2 separate regions of the Homo sapiens genome follow, and region 1 is linked to region 2. A link is a contact called in ENCODE Hi-C or POLR2A ChIA-PET data. All regions are on one chromosome and are shown on one strand. The core of a region is the stretch at or near the end of the contact, and the rest is flanking DNA. Distances in the headings are between cores, read along the strand shown. Region 1 has its middle 240 kb from the start of MIR3668. Region 2 has its middle 9.9 kb from the start of CITED2.

What was found. A loop is a pair of places that touch in the nucleus more often than their neighbours do. ChIA-PET counts read pairs that join two places held with the same protein, here RNA polymerase II (POLR2A). Pooled maps may share reads with other maps.
Region 1: a map of gastrocnemius medialis shows a loop between it and region 2 (4-fold over the local background). The contact joins two enhancer-like sites. A Hi-C loop is called at or near these places in 50 of 168 maps with a recorded cell type or tissue (CD4-positive, alpha-beta T cell, GM12878, HAP-1 and 28 more), 17 of 37 single-sample maps with no recorded cell type and 28 of 50 pooled maps. POLR2A ChIA-PET finds 5 or more read pairs at or near these places in 11 of 52 experiments (A549, A673, BJ and 7 more).

Annotation. Positions count from the first base shown.
Region 1 is chr6:140,439,930-140,443,162 of GRCh38, reverse strand. No RefSeq gene overlaps it. Among named protein-coding and RNA genes, the nearest start is that of MIR3668, 240 kb to the right of the region's middle. Within about 2 kb of position 1,767, at least 5 of the 41 ENCODE cell types and tissues checked have a DNase peak (open chromatin) inside an H3K27ac peak, as active enhancers do.
Region 2 is chr6:139,382,857-139,386,238 of GRCh38, reverse strand. No RefSeq gene overlaps it. Among named protein-coding and RNA genes, the nearest start is that of CITED2, 9.9 kb to the right of the region's middle. Within about 2 kb of position 1,864, at least 2 of the 41 ENCODE cell types and tissues checked have a DNase peak (open chromatin) inside an H3K27ac peak, as active enhancers do.

The sequences.
Region 1 (3,233 bases), core at 518-3,017, 1.1 Mb before region 2:
CACCATCACGCCTAGCTAATTTTTGTATTTTTAGTAGAGATGGGGTTTCCCCATGTTGGCCAGGCTGGTCTTGAACTCCTGACCTCAGGTGATCCACCCGCCTTGGCCTCCCAAAGTGCTGGGATTACAGGCATGAGCCACCGCGCCTGACCTACTTCTGTATTTTTAGTAGAGACAGGGTTTCTCCATGTTGGTCAGGCTGGTCTCGAACTCCTCACCTCAGGTGATCCACCCGCCTCGGACTCCCAAAGTGCTAGGATTACAGGTGTGCTACTGAGCCCGGCCCCTTCAACTTCTTTTATAAGGCATCACAAGGTTTCTAATCCCATTCATGAGGGATCCACACTCATGACAACTACCTCCTAAATGTCCCACGTCTTTACATATGATCAGAGTGGCAATTAAGTTTCTATGTATAAATGCTGGGAATGCATTTAGACCATAGCACCTATGAGGATTATGATGACGATACTAATGATGGGGATCATGATTGAGATGACTATAATGAATATTTATTAAGTACTTACTATGGCCAACAGTTATTGCACTACACATTTATAGAAAGTCATTCATGTCTTTCCCTTGGGCAGCCTGTAAGTTCAATATTAACACCATTTTACAGGTAAGGAAGATGAGGCACAGAGAGGTTGAATAAATGGGCCAAATTCATCAACTGCTAAGTGGAAGAGCCAGCACTTGAAGCCAGACTGTCTGCCTCTGTAACATTAAACACTCAATCAGACTGACCCTGATGGATATGGGGAAGATTTTAAGTGTTTAATGCAGAATGATGACATAAATGACTTGCTTATTTAGAACAGTAACTCTGCAGTTGAAAGGATGAATTAAATGTTGGGAAGTGGTTATTAAAATGCTGTTGCAGTGGTCCAGGTAGCCAAATATAAGAACATCACTATGGTTATTGTAGTGAGGATACATAAATAAAGGACAGATTGGAGACTTCTTGAGCAACCAGAATTGGCAGAACCTGTTGATGGATTGGGGTAATTAACATTAGGGCACACACAAAAAAAGGAAGGTAACATTTCATCTCCAAACTAGAAAAAGATAGATATGATTTAGTTGGGAAGATGAAGAACTTTGAGCATATTACCTGCAAGATACTCAAACAAAACTCAGTAGGACACAATTATACTTGCAGGGTGAATCTCAAGAGGAAAAGGATTTAAGTGCAGATGTGGTAGCCATCAGAGGAAAGAAGTTATTTTAAGATATGAGTGTGGATATCGTTTTATAAAGAAGGGTGAAGAATGACAAGAGAAAAGGGTTACATACAGACGATCTGTGGAGCAGCTGACTAAGTGATGTGCAAATTAGACTGGCAAGGAAAGACAAGAGTTAGAAAGAAAACCAGAGGAAAGAGATGCCCCAGAAACAAGAGAGAAGCAGGAAAATATTACATTATCACTAAGTCTAAGGTTTTAGGGCTCCTCAAGAGTATCCTTTGGAATTGATCATAATGATGCCCCCAGTGATCCTAAGGAATGCCCTGAAATGCGGTAGCTGGAGCTAGTCCCAATCGCAAGGCACTAAATTTTCTTCCATGAGCAGTTCAGTGCTAGTGACGAAGGGAGCGCCTGACTGATGCACAAAGATGACAGCTATGTGGCCAAGAGACCAAGACTATGAGAAAATGTTCCATTCTGGCCCTGCCCCCAGATGGAGCTGTATGCTCATCAGTGGAGCGATAAAATGCCATGGCCTGGGAGGCGGGGGAGGAAAAGTTCTCTGTAACTCTTACCATTCAAAAGTTTGTCAAGGCATCATTTTTCTTCAGAAGCAGAGAAGTCTGTCCCCTGTTGTTACTTGACAAGTATTAACTAAAAGCCTACTCTGTGCCTTAGGCTGGGAAATACCTTCCTACTATACTTAGAGTAAGAAGAAGAGGAAGATTCTCAGAAGGTATTTACAACTTACTCAGTAACTTCCCAGATTTAAATTACTTAGAAAAAGCAATATCAAGTCTGTAATCTAATATGTAATTGATACAGGATACACAACTTCAGGGGAATTGTGATGTCCTGAAATATTCTTTCAAATGCAACAGAAGGCACGAAGTATAATTATAAAATGACACTGGTTTCTACAAATCAAAGGAAAAATTGGTCTTTGTTCAAGGTCACACATTACATTCAATTAGATGTTTGTATTTAGGAGGCTATCCCGACCCACACATGCTTTCAGCTTACAGACCCACACATGTGCAAAGAAACACAGAACTCAAAAAATCATAAAAATCATAATGTATAAATTTTTCAGAGCTATTAATTTTTCATATGAAATTTTAATCCATTTCTTTTATAACCGGTAGTATTAGATCTCATATTTCTGTTTCATTCCCTTTCCTCACTTTGAAGCAGTTGATATATTTACATGAAAATGACCTCTTTGTTCTTTAGAAAATCATCTCAGGCTTATTCTCTACCCAGAATTACAATAATCCTATATTTGTGACATCTTAATCACCTCCACAGCAACCGATTGTGAGGTTAGAAACAGAGGATTAAAACTTCAAGTGGAAAATAAGAAGCAGGAATTGATGAGTTCTTAACAAACCAAGATTTTTTTTTTCTTCAAAATAAATTACTCCAAGGAACAAGAAAGGATTTTCAAACGAGGACTATGAAGAATATAGAGAAATACAGCAGAGCTGTTTATCAAAGTTTTCCTTGGTATGTCAGCAGGTCCTTTGGAACTGACAGTGCTGATCTAAACATTTCAATAATAATAGAAGTGTTAACAGTGATAGGAACAAATAATATTAAACACTGTCAACTGCAGCATTTCATTTTCACTGGCCTGACAACCACTGCTGCAAAAAATGAAATGAGGAGAAAGAGACTTAACTGTTGAGTCATTGCAAATAAGACTCTATTAACAATACTAGCAATGGGAACAAGGGTATTAAAATGAAAGAAAGCAAGAAAAAAATGAAAGAAAAAGAGAAAGGAGAGAGCAAGAGCGGGGGAGGAGAAAGAAGGAGAGAGGGAGGGAGAAAAAAAGGAACTCAAGCCTGACTCCTGTCTTTAATAGTGAGTGCAAGTTTTGGGTTTCTTTTTGTTTATATTTTTACAGGATACATAGAAACAAATATGTAATAAATAAAAATGGAAGTGTGTCATATTATTGAAAAATAAAACCTGCCTAAAAATATGTAGGAAACTGATGTTGATTCTTTAATGTTGGCCCCATCTCCACCTCACCACCGTGAA
Region 2 (3,382 bases), core at 615-3,114:
AAAAAAATTAGCTGGGTGTGGAGGCACATGCCTGTAATAATCCTGGCTACTTGGGAGGCTGAGGTAGAAGAATCACTTGAACCCAGGAGGTGGAGATTGCAGTGAGCTGAGATCGCGCCATTGCACTCTAGCCTGGGCAACAGAGTGAGACTCTGTCTCAATAAAAATAAAAATAAAAATAATAAAAAAAATTGACATGAATATAAATCATTCTTTTCTAGTTATTACCCAGCTCACCTAAGCATTTCTGTAAAGCTGGTATTTGAATGAATAGAAGCGGGAACTGATGAGTCAATGACTAAAAACAATTGAACTCACAGACAACTTTGGGGTCACATATTTATTTGATATAGGAAAGAAACCTGTATTTTTTTAAGGAAGTGGCTAACACTCAGCCTTCGATAGTTTAACCTTTCTATTCCATTCTCTGCCAACTATAGATCCAAATTATTTATTATAATACACAGTTATATGACCCAAAGTATTGGTAATAATAAAGACCGGATACCACCAAAACCAGGGTTTCTTTAATAGGAGTTCACAGATCCTTCACAAACCTTAAAGTAGTCTTCGGTGTTCTCTTTTTCTCCTCAAGAATTCTTTAATTTTATGTTTTCATTTTGTTGATTTTTTTTTTTTTTTTTTTTTTTTTTGAGACGGAGTCTTGCTCTGTCGCCCAGGCTAGAGTGCAATGGCACGATCTCGGCTCATTGCAAGCTCCGCCTCCCAGGTTCATGCCATTCTCCTGCCTCAACCTCCCGAGCAGCTGGGACTACAGGTGCCCGCCACCACGCCCAGCTAATTTTTTGTATTTTTAGTAGAGACGGGGTTTCACTGTGTTAGCCAGGATGGTCTTGATCTCCTGACCTTGTGATCCGCCCGCCTCGGCCTCCCAAAGTGCTGGGATTACAGGCTTGAGCCACCGTGCCCGGCCTTTGTTGATCATTTCTAACAAATTATTAGACACGCATTATGAATCATCCAAATGATCATCTTTCATTATTTAGATTTGTGATTATAACTGTGATGGTGCCAAGTAGCATGACTTTAAAATGTTGAAGACAAATCAGGAAAGAACAGAGATGGCTTTAATATACTGAAATGGTCACACCATGTGAAGACCAACTGAAATTGTGGTGCACAGTATACAAGTTTGCACAGTGGTTCCAATACAAATTTCACTACATGGCATGCTATAGCATCAGCAGGCCAAACTCAGTAGCAAAAAACAGATACTGTAGTTCTTGTTGCTGGATTCACATTGCAAGGGGTGGCTTAATTTTGACAAAATCTGCCAGATAAATATTGTTAATTTCTATTTTTATTGGTTCTGAATTTTTATTTAACATGTACATGTGTTCTAGTATTACAGTTGTATAAGAGCTATAAACATAAGGATATCATGCATTGTTCCCTATTTTTACATAGTTAAGAAATATAAATAATGTAAATAAACATTTGAAATCTAAGACAATTTTTTTTTTCTGAGACAGACTCTTGCTCTGTTGCCCAGGCTGGAGTGCAGTGGTGCAATCTTGGCTCAGTGCAAGCTCCACCTTCTGGGTTCACCCCATCCTCCTGCTTCAGCCTCCCGAGTAGCTGGGTCTACAGACGCCTACCACCACACCCAGCTAATTTTTTGTATTTTTAGTAGAAATGGGGTTTCACCGTGTTAGCCAGGATGGTCTCGATCTCCTGACCTCATGATCTGCCCACCTTGGCCTCCCAAAGTGCTGGGATTACAGGCGTGAGCCACTGCGCCCGGCCAAGATAATTTTTTCTTTTGAAAGAGAGCTTTATTATTCTTGGCCAGGCACTGTGGCTCACGCCTGTATTCCCAGCACTTTGGGAGGCCATGGTGGGCGGATCACGAGGTCAGGAATTCAAGACCAGCCTGGCCAACATGGTGAAAACCTGTCTCTACTAAAGATACAAAAAATTAGCAGGGCATGGTGGCGCGTGCCTGTAGTCCCAGCTACTCAGGAGACTGAGGCAGGAGAATGGTGTGAACCCAGGAGGCGGAGGTTGCAGTGAGCCGAGATTGAGCCACTGTACTCCAGCCTGGGCAACAGGGAAAGACTTTGCCTCAAAAAACTGTAAACAAACAAACAAACAAACAAACAACAGAGCTTTATTATTCTTTATTCTGAAAGAGAGCTTTATTATTCTTGAGAAACACTGACTTAAACCAGCATTTTTCAACATTTTTTTCCTGTGAGTCTCCTTCATTGTTATCTCATGAACCACTTAGGCATTTTCAGATCATTTAAAAAATTTTTGTATGGCATGTAAGAAGAGAGTTCACAGAAAACATTATGTTTTAGATAAATGTATAATAGAAGCTTGTTTTGTGGTGTTTATTTTAAATAATATTTATTACAAAGACTATAAAACAAATTATTTTTTGTTATAAAATACAATTATAAGATCTCTTTTCAATTAATTATAAGAAGTAAAGCACAGCTTGTTAACAAATTCAAAATTGACAATATATTCTCTGTGGATCTGAGACTAAATACATATTTAAACATATTGAAATACAACTACATATTATGACATTACAAATTGGCACGAAATATTTTCCTTTCCTGATGTTTTTAGTTTTTGACTTTTGTACATAAAAATCAACTGGGATTTTAAAAAATAATGTTTGTGCTTTGTTTGTAAGTAATGAGATCAGAGGAATAGTTTCAGGCTATTATTTGCAAACATACTTCCGTAATTATTACATACAGCAGCTGAATCTTTATTTCTAATAAATTGACAGACAATTTGAGTGTAGTCATCACTATGTTTTCTCTCTTTTGGATTCATTTTTTAGTCCTAGAGTTATGTAATTTGTACTATATAAAAGTTTTCATGATATGAATGCAACTTCTGGGTGAGATGAGCATCATCATAAGTTAGTTGTGAAATAATTATCACAATTCGGCTGGGCACCATGGTCATGCCTGTAATCTCAGTGCTTTGGGAGGCCAAGGTGAGAGGACCACTTGAGTCCAGGAGTTTAAGGTTACATGAGCTATGGCCACATCACTGCACTCCAGCCTGGACGTCACAGTGAGACCCTATCTCAAAAAAAAAATTATCACAATTATATTTCTCACAGGTTTATTTTATTCAGGACCATTAGTCTTCTATCTTTAAAAAAAAAAAAATCCGTATGTGTAAAAGAATTAAAAGCAACTTAAAGTTGTTAAATAGTGCAACAACCACTCTGACATGAGTATTTAGCTGAGAGAGTAACTACATTACTTAATGCTTGTCATCAGATGTCTACAACCAGCTCTGTGGGCTCACTCAGCACAACTCAGAGACTCTCAAACTTCCATCTTGCTGGGGTTTTTTTGTTTTGTTATTGTTTTGAGACAGGGTTTCGTTC